3 separate regions of the Mus musculus genome follow, and regions 1 and 2 are each linked to region 3. Evidence: chromatin loops called from intact Hi-C (ENCODE). Cell type or tissue: heart. All regions are shown on one strand.

Evidence for each region. Peaks named below come from ENCODE experiments on the same cell type or tissue, not always from the same donor. Only the 100,000 strongest peaks of a DNase experiment are listed, where the experiment ranks them.
Region 1: a loop joins it to region 3, with 11 times the contacts of the local background. A loop is called at or near these places in 28 of 42 quality-filtered maps.
Region 2: it touches region 3 in a loop (5-fold over the local background); 8 of 42 quality-filtered maps call a loop at or near these places.

Annotation. Positions count from the first base shown.
Region 1 is chr1:57,202,142-57,210,141 of GRCm38, forward strand. BC055402 (cDNA sequence BC055402) reads right to left here. Exons shown (of 7, transcript NR_037990.1): 4 at 6,659-6,898; 5 at 4,573-4,758; 6 at 2,388-2,467; 7 at 1-706. Among named protein-coding and RNA genes, the nearest start is that of BC055402, 8.9 kb to the right of the region's middle. In heart, a CTCF peak has its summit at 3,701 (motif pointing left); no DNase peak of the experiment used is centred here; H3K27me3 peaks cover 4,046 bases.
Region 2 is chr1:57,335,927-57,343,926 of GRCm38, forward strand. No RefSeq gene overlaps it. Among named protein-coding and RNA genes, the nearest start is that of 4930558J18Rik, 38 kb to the right of the region's middle. In heart, a CTCF peak has its summit at 3,422 (motif pointing left); no DNase peak of the experiment used is centred here.
Region 3 is chr1:55,886,777-55,894,776 of GRCm38, forward strand. It overlaps Gm32949 (a long non-coding RNA gene), which reads left to right and starts at 1,906. Exons shown (of 3, transcript XR_373419.4): 1 at 1,906-2,263. In heart, a CTCF peak has its summit at 4,145 (motif pointing right); no DNase peak of the experiment used is centred here; H3K4me3 peaks cover 929 bases; H3K27me3 peaks cover 3,643 bases.

The DNA of each region.
Region 1 (8,000 bases), 1.3 Mb after region 3:
GCCCTCTCCATGGTCCAGCTGGTGCTGATTTACATAGGAAGAACTTGGCTAAGGTTATTTACTGTCGGTGTATCTGAGATCAAGTCCTCTCTGTCCGAAGATGGAGCTTCCTTCCCATCACAGAGTTCAGAGGACCAATCAATCAAACCCAATTCATACCCAGATGAATTTGCTTTTTGACCCATTGGAATGGCTGCCAGATTGAATGGGTTAATTTAGCCCAAAGGGGTCATCCTAGAAGCCCCATCTTCCTCCTGGTGTACTACCATGACAGAAATACATAGTGAGTGAACCTGGGAAGCCAGGACAGGCTGGCCAGGGGAGTTTAGCTACCTGTTCAATGCACTCTGATGTCTGAAAGGCCATAGGCTCAATTGCCCAAGCCACTTCATCTTGGGTCCCCTCCTTGTCTGAGAGCACTGCCAGTGGACAACCCAAGTGTTACCTGGAGCCAATCCTCTCCTCTCCCACTTGCCATGTGTGACCTCAAGTGACCCACCTCTAATTCAAGTTCTAATAACGACCTAATCCTACCTGCCCTAAAGGTGAGTTAGGAGGTTAATGGCACAATCATTGCTTCACCAAACAATACATTAGCCCTTGTACTGTTGTTGTTACCCAATAAACAGGTACTGCAGGCAGCAGCCTTCATAGCCAGGGTCCACCAGGGCCTTGGGTGCTCTCGCATTTGGAGTAATATACCTCCCTGTGAAGACATTTCCATTTGTCATTTAAAAATGTATTTTTCCGGTATTCTCTTAAGTATAGACACCATATTAGACAGGAACAATGTTGACGGGAAATCTGCCTGGAAGAATCCTATTGAAAATAGTCATATCTTCTCTAAGATGAGCAGAGCTATTCTTGTTGATTAAAACAAGAGGTCTCTTAGTGAACCAAAATATACAGAGGAAGATTTTTAGTGTGCTAAGCTGAGGCGTGGTGCCCTCTGAGGGCAGAGCCTGCTCACTGGCCTCACTCCCTGCACCATCTCTTGGGGTCCTGCATGTGGCCCCAAGCTCTGACTTTTGAATGATGGGTCTCACATTATATTCTCAGTGGGCTCCACCCAACTCCCAGCTATCGATGTACATTGAGTAGTTCATATTCTACCAACATTTGCAGTTGTCAGACGCTCACAAGGGCTGTGGGTGTAGCTCAGTAAGTGCTTGTTAGCATGTACAGAGCCTGGGCTTCAACCCCCAGCATCGCCTAAACTCAGTGTGGTCGCACACGTCCTCCAGCCCAGCACTTCCGACAGAGAACCAGGAAGCTTGAGCTCAGCCTCAGCCATACTATATGTCTGAAGCCAACCTGGACTACATGGGCTCAGAAAAACAAAAAGAAATAAGAGAAGGCACCCAGAGCTGGTGGAATGCTTCAGTTAGTGAAGTGTTTGCCATAGAAGCCCCAGTCACTGAGGACAGATTCTCAGCAATCACATGAGAGCCAGATGGGCTAGTTCACACATGTAATCCCAGCCTTCAGGAGGCAGGGATAGGTGATGTCCTAGAGCCTCATGTCCAGCCAGTTTTGTAGGCCAGCGAACTCCAGGTACCTAACCTAACCCATACAGGGACTGCTTCAAATGCCTACATGGACCTGCTGCCACACCATCCCAGCATTGTCTCTATTCACTGTTCCCTTGGATTTTTAGGAGCCTTGGAGAACTGATGAGCATGAGGCAGTCAGGGGTATCTCCTTCAACTGGATTCAGTAGTGCTCCCTAGATTCAGCAGTGCTCCCTGGATACAGTAGTGCTCTCTGAATTCAGCAGTGCTTCCTGAATTCATTGGTGCTCCCTGGATTCAGCAGTGCTCCCTGGATTTATCAGTGCTCTCTGGATTCAGTAGTGCTCCCTGATTATTAAAAATACTTCCCCACTCCTCAGAGCCTCCAAGTTTCTCAATACCAAACACTGAAATAACAATTTGGATCTCTCCCCAGCCCAGCTTTCTCTGGTTCGTGTCTAGTCCTGAGGCTGTGGATGTCCCTGTATTGTTTTTCTACAGCATGAGATAAAAAACAGTGTTTTAGTTGTTTGATTTTTACTGGGTGATTAGTCTAGGCATGATAAGGGGGAGAGCACGGGGAGCATTATTTTATTTGAAAGCCAGAAGCACATAATGTTTATTAATAAAGAGCCTGGTTTACATAGATTTTATTATTATTGAGCATAAAATGGTTTATATTACAAGCAAGGGTGAAATTACTAACTAATTAGCCTGCGAAGATCATGTTTAATGGAATATATAAATCTAGGGTGTTGCTTTGCCTTTTCCAAACCTTATGGGTCTTACTCATTAAACACACACATATGCAGCCTTAACGCTGGACAGGGGATTGTGAAACACAGCTCAAGGTCAGATGACTAATTGTGCACTTACCTGTGTCCAGAATCGCAGGGCTTTGAATCCCTTAGCTCTGAAGGAAGTCTGACTCACAGCACAGCTGCTACAGCTTGAAGCTGAATCCAAGGACAAATAATAGCAATTGAGGAAAGCAAGAGAAGGTATCTGCTAAATTACCTCCCCTCCCCCCTTCCCTCTCTTCTCCTCCCTCCCCTCTCTTCCTCACTTCCCTTCCCTTCCCCTCCCTCCCTCCCTCCCTTAAGGCCCTTTCTTTCCAGTATCTTGAAGGATCCTGAAGCCTTTGTCAACACACCATGCCCAGATATTTCAGTTAGATTTTGTAACGGCATAATAAAATGTGTCACACACTGCAAGAAACTGTAGGTCACATGAAGCACAGTGTAGGAAGACAGTGGGGACATGTTCTGGAAAGAAAATTAAATCCCCCAAATTTGGAAAAACAGGTAACCCTAAATAATTTCCTTATATTCCCCACCGAATAAAGTAGGGACTGAATATTCGAAGAGGAGTCCAGGCTTCAGCCGAAACAGGGGAGTGGAAGGCACATGACAGGAGACAGGACACTTCACCCTATTCAGAGATGTCACTGCCTGCCTCCAGGTGGCTCTGAGGCCAAGCAGTCTCCTTCCTCTCTACCTCTTCGCAGTTGCTTTCCACAGGGCACTAAAGCTTTAAAGATGTCTACAGTGCACCCCCACCCCCACCTCCACTTCCCTGCCCCAAATCTTGATCATATTAAGCTTAATGTCTACTACCCGACTGTTCAAAAGTTGAGTGACAAATGTGTCATAATTCTAGCTTTTTGTTGTTGTTGTTCAAAATTCAAGTCACCACATAGTGGACTGCTTGCCTGCTCCTGCTCTGGAAGAGTGAATGAAGGGTCCCCAGGTCAGGGGATTTCCTTGCTCGGACAAGAGTTCTTTGATCTGCCCTTTTGGGTGATGACAAGAAGCAAGATGAAAGAGAAACAAAACTCCCAGGTTAGCTCCTCTGATAACCCCAGGCTGCTTTTCAGTTTCTGGGTGACGGACCCAACAGCCCTAAGTGATTACATTACTCACGATGAAGATAACGCTGCCTGCTGCCTTAATGTCCCTGTCATTTCGTTTTATGGGAGTGCTTTTGTTTTAATGTCACAAATCAATGCAAATCTAGACATACCAGGCCATAAGATTTGTATTCAGGAAATCTGTGTTTGAAAGAATCCAGTGTTTGCTCTGGGGGCCCAGTCTCCTTGGACACCAAGGGTGTTTGGCGGCTCTGGGAGAGCGCCTGCTTGGCTCATACTATTTAAAGATGAACACTGCCCCCTGCTGTCCATAAGGCACATTGCTGCCAGACGAACTTGGCTGGAAGGTGAAAATCACCCACCTTTGTATAACAAGGGGATGTGGGTGGGGGGTAATTTTAGTTTTTAAACTTATTTGTCAGTTCAGAAAAATTATGACTACAAAAAATTACTACTGGGAGGCAAGACGATTCGTTTTATTTTACCATTGTTGCTAAGTCGTTTTAATGAACTATCACCAGAGGCAAAAATACATTGAAGTAAAAGGCACAGAGAAGAAAACCTCTCTAGCCTAGAAGCTCCGATGACAAGACACAGGGAAGAGGAAACTCTGAAGAAGGTTTTGAAAGATTTCGGTTTGACTGTAGTTGGGCAAGGCATCCAAAGACAAAACGAATACCTGAGCCAAACTGGAGATTTTAGAGAGCTCCTACAAGCCACCGCGGCACCCATCCAGGGCCTGTCCCCTGCCTTTGCAGCCTGAGTTTCACTGGGAGTTCCCAAGCCAAGGAATCCAAGATGTTCTAAGAGGGTGACATTAGAACAAAAACACTCCCATAAAACAAAATGGCAGGGACATTAAGGCGGCAGGCAGGCAGGCAGGCAGCGTTATCTTCATCATGAATAATGTAATCACCCAGAAACAGAACTCCACAAGGACACCCTACGAGGTACCATCCCACCATCCCCACTTCTATCTGGAAACCAGGCACTCCCAGATCACCGTCCACTCCTGCAAAGGTGATACCTTTAACTGAGCATATAGGAAGCCTCCTTCAACAACTTTGAGAGGAGGTACTTAGTAGATCCTAACAATCACCACTGGAGAACCTCCTGGCAGGGAAGGGAAGGGAGCCAAGCTCTTGACTTTAAAATCCCAGGCATAAACAGGCACACTGAGCCAAAACTCACTCCATGCTGCTGGAAGGCAGGGCTGCTGGCGACAGCTAACATTGGCACATGTCATCAGGTGCCCATTGCTCCAGATTCCGAGGTCATCCAGGACCTGTTCTTTACAACACAGGCTACCTCTAGAGTGACTCACCATCTTGGCTTTTTTTTTTTTTTTTGACACAGCATTTATCTCTTCTTTATAAGCTAGAAAATTCAGAATTATAGAGAATTAACTGTCATATGTTCAAGAAGCCAATGGGTACCCCAGACCCTGCACTCATTCTGCCTGTAAGCCTGTGAATTAATAAACTGCTCTTTGAATTCTCTCCTCCCATCTCCCTCAACTACCAAAACGCTCTCCAAAGTCACACTCAGGGCAGGGAGGGGAGCAAGGGGAGGGAGGGGAAGAAGGGGAGGGAGAGACAGAGCAAGAGAATTGTGCTGAGCAAGCAAAAAATGCCTAGTGAATATACACCCAATTTTTTGCTAAATTCCCTATAGAAGTCATCTGACCAACAACATTTTATATTTTAATCAGAATTGTCTTTGCTTCCCTCCCTTCTCTCTGGGGTGTCAAGGAAATGTCAGCTGTGATCCCAAAACATTGTTGAAAACTTTCATAAACACACACACACACACACAATTCCTGTGTTTGAAATTGAGAGGCTGTGTGCTGTTCTGTTGAACTCTCGCGACAGTCTGTCTACTCCACCTAGAGGGGCAGCCGGGCTCCATCATCCATGCTGTATGTATCGCCCTCTTGGTTAGCTGGCAGGCTTTTGTTACCAGACAGGTTGTTACGGTGCCCTGTGCTTTGGTTCCAATCATCTTTATATAGTAGCACAGCGGGATATATCAATGACAATGTCACTGTCCTCGTTTGTCTTGTCACTCAGGGATTTTATCATCTCATATTATCACAAGGAGAACACAGCAAGAAGCATAACAAGACACAGGAAGAAACCACATCTGCCTCGCCTTTACTGCAGTGCACTGTTATAATGGTCCTTTTTTTTAGTAGTTACTGTTGTCAATCTCTTATGGTGCCTAACTTATAAACTGAGTGTTATTATAAGTATATGCATGTAAGTATTGATATGGCCTCTGAAAATGCAGACCATCCTAGAATGTATCTCCCATGGATAAGCTGCATATCCTGAGTGTTATGTCACAAACATTGATGGGCATGCCTGTGTCTTTCTACACATTTGTGTCTTCTCCATACAATGAATTTCCAGAATTCATTGACTAACCAATAAATTCACAGGCTCTATCTGTTTGTTGGCTGTAATTTACCAAAGTGGTCCCAATTTCCCTTGATAGCTGGCCACTGGCAAACTCGGATTCTTTTATTCCAATCTTAATTACTAAAGTTAACTCTCAAATCATATGTTAACATTCCACAAGATTTACAAGCACAGGGTTAAAGGATTACAAAGAGAGGTCTATGGAGGCTGCAGAGTTCAGAGAGGATATCCTGAAGTCAGGGAGAGAGAACTGTGCTCAGAAGAAGTCTGCAGAGGACCAAATAGAAATGTCCTGTGGGTACGAGCTGTGCAGACATAGTTATCAAAGTCAGGTTTGGGTGACAGGCCCCTTAAGGGTCAGTCTGAAGTGGGCTGAGTGTCACGGGCAGGAGAAACTGCACCTGGGCTGTAGCCAAGAACAGATCAAGACTTTTGCCTTCAGCACTTTCTGGACACAGCTGAGGACTTGCCCAGGTGACTGGTGGGCGTGTCTGCTCTTTTGGTCACGGGTAGCCCTTCTTTCAGTCTCAGGTGCGGAGTTTCCATCTGGGGTGATTAATAGGCTCATATGTCACGTGGTTCTGATATGTCTTGGTATATTTTCAGGTGTCATAATTTATTGGCACAAATAAATTATTTATCAGTTTGTGCCTCCTGGTGTTGGCAGATGGTAGCTGTTTATGCGCACAAACAAGATGTAGAGTCATTGTTTTTTGGCACTTACACTCAAAAGAGAGTAATTCGGGTCAGATTTGTTGCTTTATAAAGTGGAGTCATGTTAGGCTAGGCGCAGCCTGATATTCTGTGCACCGAGACACACAGCCTGCTCTCCCTGTACCTCTGTCCTTGGAACTTACCCCATGCCTGCTGCGTTCATGGGTCGGTATGGAAAAATTCCGTTCTGAGATTCTCTCCTTGATTTCACTCCTTTTCATCTAAAAGCAGTCAAAAGTAATGCGATTTTCTCTTATATGCGTTGGTATTAATCATGATAATCTCTGTTGAGTGCTTACTGTGTGCTGTGAGCAGCAAGAGGAGCATCTTTCACGGAATAGCTCATTGATCACCATGAGACTATGATGCAAGGATGCCGTCATCTCCACCCAACAGAAAGGAAACACAAACATGTTTAGTCACTCAGAAATTGATGCAGAGCTGGGATGTCTACTCAAAACTTTTTCTTGGTTCCTATATGATGAAATGTTTAAAAAAAAAATAGAAAAACTCAAGTGCAGAGGCCACAGTTAGACTTTTTCTCCACTACTTCAAGGTAGAGGGAGAATTCTTTATACAGTAGTACTGGCTGATCATGGAGAACCACAAATGGGTCTGACAGAAATCCAAATGTCAGGATCTTAGGGGGAATAAGAGAGCATTTTATAAAGAAGATTGGAACTGTTATTTATGCTATACCTTCAGGGTTTACCTCCAGGGCCAGCTGGAGGCTAATCTCTGAGCCAGCCTTCTGCTGTCTGTCACCCGGAGTTACTGGGGTGTCAACACCAGCTGTTTGTAACAGTACTGGGGAGTGTCACATGGTTGACAATAACCACAGTGACCGCTCCAAAGCCAGCATGTATCTGTGCCCAACCCTGAGGTATACACAAGGGGAAAACAGAGGAGTCATGAGCCCAGTGGCTGCTGAAGGTTGCACAGTTAGGAACAAAACTGGCTTAAGTCCAGATCTGACCCCAAAGACACTCAAAAGACTCCAAGAAACCCAAAGGCTTGTAGAAGGTGACCAGACTCTTAGCTGCCTTGCAAAATGGAGTGTGCCCCTTTCAGGAATATTGGTTTGACTCCCCGAGATAGGATGACACAATTTTCTCTTTTGTGAACAGGTCCAGAGGACGCAGACATTGAACATATCATCCATTTAATTAATTGAGGACCACAAAAAGGCAAGCATAAGAGCCCGGTGAGCCCTCGTGGACACCAAGTAGAAGCCTCCATTCGAGGTTCCAGGAGCTTCCACAAAGTCAAGTGCTGTATGGTTCTGGTGCTTTTGCCTCTGACAGGCTTCAAGGCACTAAGCTAGCTTCAGCTTCTCTGGTACTATAGAGCTGTGTTAATAAAATAAGGGTATAGATTTGCCAGAGTCCCTCGAACCCTATTTCTGGCATGATACTTTCAATGTTGAATGTAATAAAAATTCCTCCCAAGAATGCTGACATGGCTGGTAAATAATTTGCATTTTTA
Region 2 (8,000 bases), 1.4 Mb after region 3:
CTACAACATTGCTAAAAGTATAAGAAGTAAAGAAGGTTGAATAAAAGATACTTTAAGATGTTTTTCAGAGGGCTAGAGAGTTGGGTTAGGCCGGGCAGTGGTGGTGCACGCCTTTGATGCCAGCACTTGGGAGGCAGAGGCAGGCAGATTCTTAGTTCGAGGCCAGCCTGGTCTACATAGTGAGTTCAAGGACAGACAGGACTACATAGAGAAACCCTGTCTCAAATTTAAAAAAGAAAAGGGGGGGGGGGATTGGCTCAGTGGTTAAAAGCACTGGCTATTCTTCCAAAAGGACCCAGGTTCAATGCTTAGTACCCACACAGCAGCTCACAACTGTTGGAACTCCAGTTCCAAGGGATCCGATGGCCTTTTTTTGCTCTCTGAGGGCACCAGGCATGCACATGGTACACAAACATACTTGCAGGCCAAACACCCATACACATTAAACAAATAATAAAATGTTTAAAAATGGAATTTATATGGGGGTGGGGGAGACGACCTCAGTTAATTATTTACATATTCAGCAATAAACCAATTGGAAGACTGCATTCCACAGAGTAACTTACTCTCTCAAGAATGTCCAGGCTTACAACAAACACCATCACTTGAAAAAGCATGTGTGATATTACTTATTTATTTCTGCATAAGGATATGTATAGTGCGTATGTTTGTGTTTGCATGCTTGTTGGCCCACGTGGGAAGGATGCCCGTGCACATGTGCTTGTGGAGGCCTGAAGCTAATGCCAGGGTCCTCCTCAGCTACTCTATACTCACACATTGGGGCCAGGTCCCTAGCTTGTCCCTAGGTTCCCATTCTGGCTAATCTGGCTAGCCATCTCACTCTGGGGACTCCTTGTCTTGTTGTCCCATTGCAGGGACTACAGGCTCACCGCCATGTCCACCTGGCTTTTATATGGATTCTGAGGGTCCAGAACTCCAGTCCTTGCGATCATAGGGTAAGTAGGTTAACTGTGGAGCCATCTCCCCAGCTCCTAACATTGTAATGAAAGTAAATATCTCAACAATATAATTTTTATAAATGCAAAGCTATTTCTGACAGGTGTGATGGATGGTGTACACATGTAACTCCAGCACTACTGAGACAGAGACAGGAGGATTACTTACTACAAATTCAAGAGCAGTATGGTTAATCTTCCCAGCCAGGTGGATAGAGTGACATCCTGCCTCAATAACAAAAGGAATTCCTTCATAGACATTTTTTTAACTTCTAATTGTAATAGAAATCTAATATATTATGTTTCCCTGATAGATTAACTTACTACAAAGCAATTTAAAATGGAAAGTAACATTAGACATGTCTTCCTCCAACATTTTTAATGTAAGAAGCCAGAGCTAAAGAAGTAAATTGTCGTATCTATTTACTTTCTTATTTTAAAGTCAAAATACTTAGGAGACAAAGTCCAAGGTCCTTTCCCTAGTAGCCCTGCAGTTTTCTTTTCAGAGTTTCCATGTGTCCTAGTTAGGGTGACTACTGCTATGATAAACACCTTGACCAAAGGCAACTTGGGGAGGAAAGGGTTTATCTGGGTTACACTTGCATTTCACTGTTCATCATCAAAGGAACTCGGGACAGGAACTCAAACAGGGCAAGAACCCAGAGGCAGGAGCTGATGCAGAGGCCATGGAGGGATGCTGCTTACTGGCTTGTTCCTCGTGGCTTGCTCACCTTGCTTTCTTATAGAACCCAGGATCACCAGCCCAAGGATGGCACCACCCACAATGCACTGGACCTTTCCCCCATCAATCACTCAGTAAGAAAATGCTCCACAGGTTTCCCTATAGACATGTGGAAGCATTTTCTCAATTGAGGTCCTTTCCTTTAAGACGGTTGTTTTCAACTTTCCTAATGCTGGGACCCTTTAACACAGCCCCTCATGTTGTGGTCACCCTCAACAATTAGAGCTTTTTGTCCCTACTTCATAATTGTAATTTTGCTATGGTTATGAATCATAATGTGAGTATCTCATATGCAGCTAATATGTGACCCCTGTGAGAGAGTCTTTAACACCCCACCCCCACCGCCAAGGCGTTGGCTCCACAGGTTGAGGAACACTGCTCTAAGATGACTCAATCTCATGTCAAGGTGACACAAGACTAGGAGTACACCATGGTTTTTCCAACTCTTCTCTTGGATTTCATATCTTAACAGCACCAAATACTCACCAAATACCTTTGATGACTATGCACCCTTCTGTTGTCTGCTCAAAATTTCAGTCTATAGCTTCACTTCTACCCCATGTTTAAGCCCCAGCCTAAAGTCTTCTGAAATTCTACACTCTTCCCTGTGATTTCTTCTATGGCTTTCCTGTTCTCAGAATGTCTTACACTTAGGAATGAGGACCAATCACACCCTGTTACTAAATCATTTCATAAAGGACCATTCCTCCTGTCAGACTGAGTAAAATTGAGGCAATTTTTATCTTATTCTTAGTGTCTTGAGTCATGGTGACACTGAAAACTGGTTGCATGGGCAAATGATAAATTAGTAGACTAAAGAGAAGATAATGTAAGCATAAGAGAATATGTGGATGAGTAAATGAACCAACAAGGCAGTAGATGAATGTGTGACATCCCTCAGCCTTGTCTTTGCTTTTTAAAGCTTTGTTGTGTGTATGAGTATTTGCCTGTATGTATATCTCTATAACATGTATATGTATGTGTATGAGTATTTGCCTGTATGTATATCTCTATAACATGTATATGTTCCAGGAATCTGGGGGGGTCAGAAGAGGGTGTTGGAGCTCCTGGAGCTGAAAGTTTCTGTCGGTTGTGAGCCACCCTGTGGGTTCTGGAACCTGAACGAGGGCCTCTGCAAGAACAAGTGTTCTTAAATAATGAGCCATCTCTCCAGCCTCTAACTTTGTTTTATTAAAACACTGCTATGGGATAGTTCCTTATTAATATCAGCCGCTTCTCGATTACTACTCACTAAGCTGCAGCTCCTTCAGTCTCCCAGCTTCCTGCAACAATGAAAAAATATCCTCAGACATCAGTCAATATCCCCAGGGGCATGAGAACTCCTACAATAGACAGGAAGATGACCAGATGCCGAGATTCGGGAAGATAATGTGAATGAGAAACTTGTCTGCTTCAGTCCAGTAGTTTTTCCTTTATGATCTAGCCTTGCCAACATTCAAATTCAGTTCTTCATTTTCTCACAAAATAGTCTGAAAACATGAGGCCAAAACTAAAATTAAGCAAAGTATAATGGATCCGATATTTAAAAGTAGCATGGAGAGTGAAGATATGCCTGTTTATAAAAACTCACCTGGTTCACAATGCCCTTTAAAACCATGCATGTCTGTAGGCAGTTGTTACGTGATACTTATGTGACCCTGTCCAAATTTATTCCTAGCAGCTTTTAAAATTCTTTTCTAAATGCCACTTCCTAGCGCCATCTTGTGGATCTTACAGGAATTTGCTAATTTCTGATTAAAAGAACACTTTTTTTTTTCCTTCTTTTTTCCCAGAAAGTGAATAGAGGAGAATAGAGAACGTATGTTTTAAAAAACACAAATTTTGCTCCTGGAAATGTCCTTCTAAACTCCGAATTAGGGACACTGAGAAATTTGACCTGGAGTTTGGTGTTCAGTCAAAGTTCAGCATTTGGCTTGCAGTTCAGCTTTCCTTTGGCCTCAGGAAAGTCAAATAACCACATAGCTCCGTCGTTGTCATCACGTGACACTGTGTGAGTTATTGCTCCGTACATGAACGAAGCAAGGGTGCTCCGTCAGGGAAGGCCACCCTGATGTACTTTTTGATGCTTGAACAGTTGTTGTGGATACGCTGATATAACGGAGAACTAAAATTTCCTCCTCGTGTGCTAGAAATATTGGAAAAGCCCACAGAAGATTGAGAAACTTCATAATGTGAAGAGAACACAACCCCCTTGAACTGTTAAATTCATAAGTAGGGATGTAGACTGACAGCAGTGCTTCCCCGCGAAGACCAACATCCCATTGCTCTGACCACACGGCATTTTGTGTTATAAGGCTATTGGCTGTTTCTTCCATCTGTGTCATTGAAACAGCAGATATAGTCACTGAAAATGGCTACAGGATGATCTGGTTCTGTTTAAGTCTTACTGTCCCTGTAAGAAGACAGTCACAGCTGTGAGTAACTTGCTTTGGGACTTTGAGTTATCTAGGGATGTCCCTGGTTGGCCCAAAGTTGTATTATGGAAGGAACTTCAGACTGGACATCAAGGGGCCATCTCTGTCCCAGCCTTTCACCAAGCATGCACCATGGAACAAATGGCACTGCCTTTCTGCAGCTCAGTTCCTTTATCGTTAACAATATGGGGGTGAGGTGGACTCTAAGCTCTTATGGCTTAATGGGTTAAGATTCTATGAACCGTACTTTCAGGTAGGAGGAGCAGAGCTAAATTTCAGTATTTGAATTCTATAGTCAGTGCCAACAGATGATTTGAGCCCTGCGTCTTACATAGTTTCGGGATCTAACAAGGCAATCCTGCCCCTCCTTAATGACCAGAGGAGGAAGACCTATCAGTTAAGGTTTTTAACTTGCCCTAATACTATTTTTTTCTCCCACATACATCACATGAGGAAATGTTCATTTCACTTGAAAATCGATGAGGGCACCTTCTAGTTCTGCTCTTTCCAAATCAAGGCTCTAATGCACTGAAGCTTTTATAATGTAAACATTGTAATCACTCAAACTTGATCTCACAGCCTCTGCCTGAAATGGGCCCAGAGAATAGTTATTTCTTTCCATGCCCTCAAATGCAAACAGCAACGTTGGATCTTACTGTATGATTCACCACCTTTGTAAGGATCCACAGTGGTTGCATCGTTTCGACGATTCTGGAGGCCAGATTTACTTGTATTTTCTGAAGGCCGTGGTGGACAGGTTCCTGTTGGCAGGACCACTTTTTGACTTCAGGAAGTAACATTAGCTTCAAGTCTAGGTTTTAGCCTCTCCTGACATAAAAGCCGTCCTCGAGAAGACTCCATGCTTTCTTAGGATTTTTTTTTCCAAGCCCCTTATTTTCATTGTATATAACCATACAATAACATACTAAGAGCCTTAGAACTTTCCTCTGAACAGCAGAATGGCCGCTTGCCCACAATCAAGCCACCTCAGCTCAGTAACTGGGTGCTTTACCTGAGCCATGCGTCCCCTGTTCTTAGGATTGTAGCTGCAGCTTCCCAATTGGATATGCACAACAAAGGGAAGATTAAAAAAAAAAAAAACACTTTTCAAAGGGAATGCTAATAGATCCCCTTGTGCTATGCTACGTTTTTACAATGGAAAAAGCATGTTCAATAATCAGTGGACTTGGAAGCCTTTGAGTGGGAGGATTTCTTGAAAAGCCTTCTGTACCACGAGGAACAGTAAAGGCCTTTCTGCCTGCAGCTGGCCTTGTGATTAGCCTCAGCCTCCCTAGTAGGGAACAGGATACAGACTTGGTGAAAGCACACTATCAGCCAATATTGGGACAAAGGTAAATAGTCAGTTAAAATCTAAGCTTGCCAAGGTGTTCAGCTTAACCTCTGGACATACTAGAGTAAACACTGGAAATGCTAGATATGACATAATTTATCATAATTAAACATGAAGTTATGCTATCAGCTACTTTGATTAAAAAAAAAACAACCAGGAAACTTTTGAAAATTTGATTTTCCACCACTAGGATATTTTTATTAATTTTATCGGAGGTACAAATTTTAGTTTTTGTCATTGACTGATGACAATTTTGTTTCTATTTAGCATGTCATGGAAAGGTTTCTCATATCATTGTGATTTTTCTCTTAAACTTACATGCAATGCTATTTTTATCTTATTGAAAAATTAAGACTAAGTTACTAATCTACTTTTAAAGTTTACTGAAGAAATACTTTTTAAAAAAGCACTTTCTGTGAAAAAATATTGAAAATATATAATGCTCTATGAAACCTCCCAATCTCTGTCCCCGTTCCTTTAATCCACGCTTCCTTTTGAAGCAGCCTTTGCCAACGTTTCTGCAAACTATTTTTGTTTGAAAATTTCAGGGTGGAATCGTTGTTTTAAAAGAAGGAAACTATATTTGCAATTACAGCTTATATGGCAAAAGAAAACCGAAAATTCACTTTGGCATCTATTTGACTCAAGGTCAAAATTAGATTTCCTCTTCCTACAGCATTTGAATCCGAACCCCCCCCTCTTTCTGTAAGCAGACAGAATTCAGGTTGGTGGCGTCAGCTGCAAACTGTAAATTATGCTGCATGAGTTCTAGGGTTAAAGTGTAATTTTAAGTAAGGAGCTAATTTAATTTTGACCTTATCTTTAAAGTTATTTTTCATCTAGGTATTGGTGACATTTTTTATACTTTAATTCAATAAAAACAGTGGTTTTCAAAAATTTCAGACTAAGAGGATTATAAGTTAAATTCCTTCATTCTCACATCAGGCTGTCCAGGAGTGCAGGTGGGTAATGGTGTCTGTAACTGCAAAGTAAGGTATTGGGGTCTATTATGTCGCAGAGCCCATTGGGCGGAAAAGTATTTGAAGAGAGATAATTCCTGCCATTTTCCCTGCATGTAAAATTGTCTTTTTATGAAAAGGCTTTCATGGGAAATGTTCCTAAATCAGTCTGAAGCTGTTCCCTGAATGAGAACATATGGGGTTGGGTAGGGAAGTCGCTCCTTCCTCTCATTATTTGAATGCATCCCTTCAGTTACTGGGGCCTCTTACAAGCAATTGAGAATTCCAACTCGTTCCATCCACATTAGTTACTTAATACGTTAGGCTAATGTTTATGTATGAAGTCACAGAATGTTGAGCTGAAGAGGATCTGGGGAAAAAAAAAACTCTGAAGAGCAAAGACAGAGAGAGGTGTGTCCCAAAGTAAGGAAGTAGACTTCTAGAGAAATAAAAAACCCTAAAGGAGATCCTCAGAATCCAAGATCAATGTGATCAATCAATCAACCGGTCACATAGACCTCATAGGACTGGCAATCCTGTGGGGTGACGACTGTGCCAGCAGGTATCTGGCCAGTTCCCAGTACTTTCTTTGACTTCCTTGATCCTCCTGTGAGGGAAAGGCTGCTTCCATATATAAAGGGTATTCACAGACCCCAATCATGAAAGAAAGAAAGAAAGAAAGAAAGAAAGAAAGAAAGGAAGGAAGGAAGGAAGGAAGGAAGGAAGGAAGGAAGAAAGACCTGGTAACAGTGATACTGGGCCAAGTTCCATCAGAAGTCATTGCAAAATGTTAAAAGTAATATTTTGTCATATAAACAATTTTCTCTTTTAAAGAAAAAATAAAATATCACTTACAAGAAAGAAGGTTTCTTAACCAGATCATATACATTAGACAATTCAATGTACTGAGTTCTTACCTGGAACAGTATTTTTGACTTTCTGTTAAGAAAAAAAAAAAATCTCAAGTGCAAAACCAGAAACGGTTGTATAATGAGCCCTGGGTGCCTATCTTCAGAAACGACTACTGTGTGTGGCCAATTTTATTCCATCTGGATACATCTGTGTTTTGCCTCTCCCATCCATTCTGCCCTTCAAAGTCTGTCCTCAAAGGGATGCTCAACTGCTATATGCTACCCGTCAATTTCAGAGAAGCTTTGTGAAGTAAACATCTCTGATCTTTGCCTGATTTATGTCTGTTTTTGGAAAAGTTTAGACTACCCAAATAGTCACTGATGGACAGCCATTTATCCCGGAGAATCCCCAGTCACAGGCCTGGCTCTATTCTCTCAGCTGTCTTTACACAATTTCCGCTAACCCTAATTCACTGACCTGTATGCTAACTTGAGGACTTGGCTTACAAAGTGTCACATGTTCATGCTTTGTTGTTCTAGAAATGGCAGTCTAGTGTTAAGAGGAGAAGCCTTCCCAGCCTCCTCACCCCTCACAGGCGCCCCACCTCCCAGCTCCCCCCAGACTCCCAAGCCCTAGCCTCCACCTTAGCTCTTCATATGGAGATTTTGTTCTTGGCTCCACCCACCCCCTCTGGAAAACTATATC
Region 3 (8,000 bases):
GAAGTTGTACTATTTTGTACAAACTCTGATATAATGAAGTCCTTCTTATTGTACTTGAAAGGGAATTAGGCTTTAGGCTTTCCCATGTAACAAGTTGGTTCGTACTTTTTGTGCATTTTGTCTTTGTGGCTCCTTAAGACTAGCTTGGGGGCATGGGCTGTTTAATCTCCACAGTCGCTTTGTATAGACAGAGTAGTGGATCTTTGTCTGGAGGACTCAGGGTTAATTAGGGCTGAGACCTCTGGATGAAAGAGGACACAAAGATGTAACTGAAGGAAGTTGGAGTCACCTCATGGGTGAGGAAGAACCACAGGCTTGTAAATATTTAGCTGGTTTATTAGGTTTTTTATTTTTTTACTTTTTATTTTTATTTTTTTTTTTACTTTTTTAGGGCTGTCACAGACCAGGTTGCCTGAACAACAGAATGTGTTTTCTTGAAGTTCCACAGAGTGCAAGTCCAAGACTAGGTGTCAGCTGGATGGGATCGTCCCAGGCCTATTGTTAATTTGTAGATGTTCATCTTCTTCCTGTGTCTTCACCGGTCCTTCCATTTCATTGTCTAAACTTTGTCCTCTTATGAGAACACAGGCAGATTGTCTTAGAGTCTATAGGAAAGGCTTCTTTTGATTTACTCACCGCATCACGACAGACTCTATCTTTAATGGAGCTTTTGAGATGGTGAGGTTTAGACTACCAGAGTGTGAATTTTAGGGAGATGCAGTTTCACCCCTAACCCCTTAGCTCCTCCTTGGCCTGAGCTCCTTGTGGGGCTGGAGCTGCCCAGTTTGAGTGAGTGTGTTCATTAACCAGTCCCCGTGGCAGCAAGCGCCAAGTCAGCTCCTATCAGGTGTTGCGCTCTGCATTTGTTGACGGAGTGCATTTCTGCTTTGAAAGGCTCCACATTTCACTCTGCTTGGCTGGCCTGAAATCTTCCACTGCGTGACAGGCAGTAATTAAGTACTGAAAGAAAGGCATAAATACTTCCTTTTAAACATTGACATGACATCCATCTAGTGAAAGGCGTGGACAGAGGCAAGTACAGAGAGTTCAGGAAATGAGAAATTTCTTTGAAATAATTTCATTGAAAATTAACAAGTTGATTATTGCGAAAAAAGATTCCAATTTACACATAATGGCCAATCATCTAGCTTTCCTGGCCTTTGATGATGCCCGGCCTACCCAGTGTGATCTGCTGTTTTACCCCACCATGATGGTTATCAAGGGCTTCTTAGGTTAATTTGCCTTTCAGACTTCAAACCGCTTAAAGATAATACATTTAACTCAATTATAAGCATTCTTCTTATTCACCGTGTAGTTTCTTCTGGCCTGGCCGTTCTGCCTCCATACTTCTCCTTCTTTGCCCAGCCCTCATTTGAGGGGACATTAGCTGAGTTTCTATAATTAGATCGCTCGCACAGGATCTTCATATTGGTACGGAGAACAGGGCAGTTACAAACCCAATCTTCAGGAGTGGCTTGCCTATTTTCAGGGAGAGTCTCTGGCCACATTGAGACAAGTGCTCAGAGGTGGGGCCTGACGACACGACCTTGCTGGAGTGCTAGAAAGCAGACTTTGGGCTGGCCTGTCTAGACTTAAAGGGCCCAGTCTGCAGGCACAGGAGGAGAGAAGAGTCCTCAGCTTGGTGGCTACTTTAAAACTCTTTCCTCCCTTGATGCACGTTTCTGTTTCTCCAGTTATTGGATTGCTGGTTGATTTTGAAATCTCTAGTTCTTTAATCAGTAATGGGGAGGGGGGGACCCAAAAAAACAAACCCCAGAAAGCCCATCAGGCACTAAGTTGCCTTTGGATCTCGCAGAAGCACCCACCCTCCTGCTTCAGTCCCTCTCCCTTCTCACCTTCCAGACCTTTCCTTTCTCTGTCCTCTGGATGTCCCCTTCCCAGGCTACTGTGATAAAGTTCTTCATACTTTTCTCACAAGACTTTTTTTTTTCCTAATCCCTTCTGTTGGCAGGGAATTGACTCATGAATAAATGGATAATAATAACGGCTGACATTTTTGGAGCGCTGACTACTTGGCAGGCAGTAAGCCGGGGATTTGCTCGCATTATCTCGCTTGATCCTCTCAACAGCTTTGTGCTGCAGCCCACTTCACAAAGGAAGAGCTGACACTGGGAGAGTGAAGTGGCCTGTCCTCGGCCACAGAATTCGGAAACAGACGTGGCCCCCCTCTCAAGCACAGGGGAAGGGAAATGGCCTTGGTGTGGAAATCGCAGGACCCCGAGACACACAGAATTGGTAGCAGGTCAAAAAGTTAATGTTGCTTGCTTTCGTTTAAAGGAATGTCAAGTGGCTATTGCAGGGCTAATTTCCCCTGGGCAACCAACGGGCTCAAGCTGCCCACTCTGCCCCTGGGGGCAGTTTTTAGTCTGCTGCACTGGATTACAGCCTCTGTTATACATTGGGGTGGTCCCTGAGCGTGTGCGCATGTGTGTGTGTGTGTGCTCGTGTGTGTCTATACACGTTAGTGCAGGTGCCAGTGGAGGCCAGAAGCTTCAGATCTCCCTGAAACTGTAGGTGCATTCGGCTGTAAGCTGTCTGACATGGTTGCTGAGAAATGAACTTAGACCCTTCTGCAAGAGCAGTATAAGCACGTAAGCCACGCCATCTTTCCCGTCCCTGGCCTAAAGACTTATAAACGTTCCCAAGGGGTGCCAGGGGGCCAAGTGTGGGAAGCACTGTCTGAGATGTGGAGTGGGGTTAAGACACTGTGGTGGTGAAGCAGGGAACAGAGACGCATGCATGGGCTCTTCTGCAACAGAGGTGTGCACGGCACAGAACCTGTTCTGGCTCAGTTGTTGGTGAAGCCAGGTTGGTTGAGCCCTGCTCTGCTTTCTGCATTGGTCTGGCAGGCACACTGCTCTCATTCACTGCCTTAGGAAACAAGTGCTATTTTGGCTCCTTCCTTCCCAGGGTAAGGTTAAAAAAAAGTTGAAGGTTTGGGCCCAGGCTTTCCAGCCTCACCTGGGCCTTGCTCCCTGCTCCCCTTGTTGAGGTTTCCTCTTTTGGGATCAGTGTCTGTCCACCTTGTTTTCTCTTTTCAATTTTTCTCATTTACCACACCTTATTTGTCACTCATATGTCTCCCTGATTAAAATTTTACAAGCCCAATTAAAAACAAAAACAAAAAATATAAATAAAACAAAAAACCATAACTTTTTCTTTCCTTAATCTTTTTTTTAAAATTTTATTTTAGAAAACCAAATACTTGAATGTCTTTTGTGTATTCTTTTAATCGGGAATTTACAAGTTCTTCCTTTATGGACTCCCATTCCCTCCACTACCCTGTTTCGTGTGCCTTTGTTAGGACTAGCTCACCTAATTATTTCTCCTTCTGTATCCTGATCCCCCAGCCTGGGCACAGCACTGCCAGTCTTCCCTTTCTGGTGGATCGCAAAACACTGCAAAGATCTGTAACTCCCCTGTGTGTTTCCATTACTCCATTTGGTGTTTAACTGTACTGAACATATTGAAAGGTTGAAAGAGACAGTACTATTTTGGTTATTTATCTGTTGCCGAATGCACATGAAAAGATGGAGCCTCCTTTCCAACGCTCAGCAACAGCAGCTAGGGCTTCACGGCTTCAGAGCAGTTACAGGATCGACATTTTGTTACCTTTTACTTGTTTGCATAATGTTAAAAACAAAAAACAAAAACCAAAACCCAAAAAACCCGATAACGGTGGTTTCAGTGAAGAGACATTAAGAGGTAAGAGAAAGAAACCCGAGGATAGGAATGAGTTGCAGGGTCAGAGTAGGAAACAAATTCAGGTGTTACCAGTAGAAGTGAAGGGGCCAAAACCCACAAGAAGCAGAGACCTGCACCAAAACGTGTGTACGGAGAAACAGTTCTTTGGGAAGGGGAAACACTCCAAAAAGATAAGAATGCAATAGCGGCAAAGAGAAACTCGGAGACCGAACAAGAAGCTTTCCACGTAACACAGCTGAATATTCAGAGGGACAGAAACCTCAGAGCTGAGCTGTCGGTTCAAAAAAGCTCAGCATCACACTTACAAATAAATACTTACCTGTTTGAAAAACCTGACTGCAGCTGATTCATTCTCCAAATCAGGAAAGCTCTGCAGTTTCAGGTGGAACACAGCAACTACTGAATTCATGGTACCAGAAGATGGCACCATAGTCAACGTTTGCTGGGAAATGGGCTAAAGGCTTGTGTTTCTAGCCACGACTGTAAGGCTCAGCCCAACAGAATGGACCAGAATGGACTTACACGACGGTGTAGACTTTTGTGTTAAGGCTATCATGTAAATGACAACAAAATATTCCAAACCAGTTTGGAAATCCCGGGACGCGGCACAGGGCAGGTGCTTTGGCTTGGTACACCCTCTCTTTACCTAGAGGCTGTGCGGTTTACTCGCTGTGCAATATCAGCATTTGCGAGATTTTTAGTTCATTTCTTCCCTCACATTGGCAAAATATGTTTCCAGCTGATGGGGGCAAATGGCAGACTAATTGCATGACATTTCTAAGTTTGTATTGTTGGAAATCTATAGATATAATTGTGCTGCTCTTATCTGAGGAGGTTAAAGATCTCCTGTCTGCTGGGAGCCCCACCACGATCCCCAGCTGTGGTAGGATCTATTTATCACTGTCGAGATTGAGACGCAAAGCTGGATTTTTATCTCATTCGGAGTAACTCTGAAGCAAACCACGCTTCCCTGTTGAGATTCTTGTATAGAAATACATCTCTCAATTCGTTCTTTCCAGCTTAGACACATTGAACTGAGCAAGTGAAATCTGAGGAATAATTTCTGGACCTAAAAGAGAAATAATGGAGAAAATGTGACACAAACCCTTTCTTTTCTTTTGGCTATGTTCATGTTCTGGGTGCCAGGAGAAAATAGGGGTGAGGTCAGGGTCAGAAAAAAAGAAGAGCACAAAAGACATCATGTTTTTGGTTAATTTAACTTCATATTGAATACTATATTAAGTCAAATTCCCCATTCAGTACAATTCTAAAGATAGATTCTTTTAAAAAATTCACAAACAATATATTTGAAAACAACTTTTAAAAATTACCTAGTAATTAAAGAATATGGATACATCTTTTCAAGGCTTTGGACAAAATTATCAAAAATTGCATTTGGTATCTTTCGAAACAAGTCCAGGTAAGCGTCCCGAATTTCTTGACACAGGCAGGTTCCTTTCATCGAGTCCATTCATGACTCAGGCTTCCCCCAAGGAAAGCCTTGGTACTGTGGGTTAATCATTATTTCAGCAGTGTTTCCTATGCATCTTTCCCATCCCAATGCTGCGGCTCCTGATTCAGCTCTCCCGGGTTCTGTGACAACAGATGCATCGTGAGGCTGCTGCCTACCCGCTGCCCACAAAATGTCCTCTTTATAAACTACTATATTATTTATGAATCAGAAAAGTTTCAAAGAAGGGCCCCATCCGACGACTGCTCACTGATGAATTTACAGCAGAGACTTTTACTCTCATTTTATGAGCTTCTTGGAGAGAAGGGTTAGTGTCTCAGAGTCTGGATCTGTCCCCTGGTTAATATATCTATTTCTCAGCACCATGTACTCACAAGACCTTGTCATACAGACTGCAGTGACCACCCTCAAGAAACAGGTAATAGTGTATACGTGGCACTTGAGAAAAAACAGTAGATTGATAAAAAAAAAAAAAAGAGGGTTTATAAACATTGTGTTCCTGTGCCAGATATTACAAGATCAAATGTGCTTCACTTCACTTTAACTTACTTTCATTAATCTTCTTGGAAAAAAGAAATTTTCTTCTTCTTCTTCTTCTTCTTCTTCTTCTTCTTCTTCTTCTTCTTCTTCTTCTTCTTCTTCTTCAACAACCCAGTAAGTAAAAGGCATGAATGGGAATCTCTTGCAATTGAATTTGACACTTAGGATTGTTGGTTTGAAAGTCAGGTAGGAATAACTGTGGGAAAAAGAATGGCATGCAACTCTACATATTTAAATGTGTTTGATCCCTCTTCTTCGTTCCTCAGATTATTTCCATATTCTAAATAGAAGCAGCTTTCTGGATGTGTGCAGTAGACACAAAGGTAGCTCGCACTGCTGGGCTTTAAGTAGATGTACGAAAAGACAAGACTAAAATCAAACAAAGCAAAAGTTCGCACTAAAACAAGTCTTAAAAAAGGAGCCTTGTTGCGCCTCTTCTGCCACAGAGCCACATGCACTGTGATGGCTGTACCACCATCAAGGGCTCTGACAAGAAACACAGAAAGTGTCATCCACCACAGGTGTTGGGGAGGGGGCTGAAAATGAGTGTGTGTGTGTGTGTGTGTGTGTAGGGAGGGGGAGAGGGAGAGGGAGAGGGAGAGGGAGAGGGAGAGGGAGAGGGAGAGGGAGAGGGAGAGGGAGAGGGAGAGGGACTGGTGGGGGGGGGGAGTGGTGCTTTCGCAATCCTGCCATCAGAAATGTAACATTGCTTGTGAACTAGGTAAACCCTGCACTGTCCCATCCCTAGCTGTGGTCCTCTGTGGTGTCCCTAATACCTCCATGGGAACTGTGAATGCCCCGGCTGCAGTCACTCTGGAGCAGAACCCAGGAAGGCACACTGGTGATACTTGCTTCTTGCTTCTCTTGCTTTGGCATTTTATACAAACAACAACTCCTAGAATGAGAGTTTCTTCCTTGTGGAATAGAAGCATCTAGAAAACATAATTCCAAGAATCTTAGCCCATTAACAAATGAATAGAACTGACCAAATCACGTGGGTAACAGGAAAGAACTGGAAACTTAGGGAGGGCTGTGTTCACTCAAACCCTGGGTTTGTTTTTTTTTTTTCCCCCTGTGGGAGTTTTCCCTGCTTAAGCTGTGTGCTAGTGTCCCTTCCTAGTGATTTCTCCCTGTACGGTGTAGCTGCTGGAATGCACACTTATTGTATATGTCTGTTTCCTAGCCCCAGTGCTGTAGCCTTGGACTAAAATGGGTTGTAATCATTAAGAAATTAACACGTTGGGTAAAGATGTGTTTAAAAGAATTCTAAACAAAGCTAAAGCAGGGCCATTCTTTACCAGAAGTTTTCTCCTTTTTTCCCCCCCTAAAAGTAAATGTTTCAAAATGGAAGCTTTTTAATATACTTGTTGTTAAATTACTATCTTTCCTCCTAAATTGTTGTATGCCTTAAAATGTCCTGAAAAATCATGTATGCTCCTTAAAGATAGAGCAAATATTTACAACTCAGCTTTGGTTCTGACTTGGGGACAATTTAAATACATAGATAGTTTTATAGTATTTATACATTAATATGGCTTTCACATTGGACCTAATTTTATGTAAATGTTATTCAGATTTCAGTCGGGAGTTTTCGAGGAGAGGTTAAAGGGTGTTTCTCCACTCAAATTAAGCAGTGACAAATATTATGACTTTTAAAATTGTTCTAAATGGCTGTGTTTGTTTACTAGGCTTGTGTTTATACGAAACATTTTAACTCTTTAAATGAAACCTAATTTCGTGATGAAAGCTGCAGTCAGAAAGTAGACCTGGGAATCTCATAAATTCAATATTGTGTTCTTTGTAAACCCCCTTTCGTGAGTTTTGTTTAATGAAATAAATAGATTATTACATTTAGAAAAATTAAGGAGAATGAAAATTAATCCAAAGGTTTAGATTATGTCCCCAAATGTCTTACCTTATAAAAATTATCCTGAAGATTTGTGCTGCAAATGTGTTTTTTAGAGAAGTAGTTTTAATGTTTAAGGAGAACATACATTTTCTTAAAATATACATTACAAATAGAGGTAAACAGGCAAAGACTATCTTCGTGTTCAGAAATTACTTCGGAAAATGTTGTTTTGAGGTGAGACAGGGAGAGATCAGTAGTGTCCTGGAAAGCCAAGCCGCTCTTCTGCTATCTGCTATCTTTATGCCTGTGGTCAGGGAAGCGAAGGAGCAAGGCAGGCTCTGGCTGAAACCCTTGCTAAAAATTCAGAACTGCACTTCAGAATCAAGTATTAATAGAATAAACTTAATTTGGTTT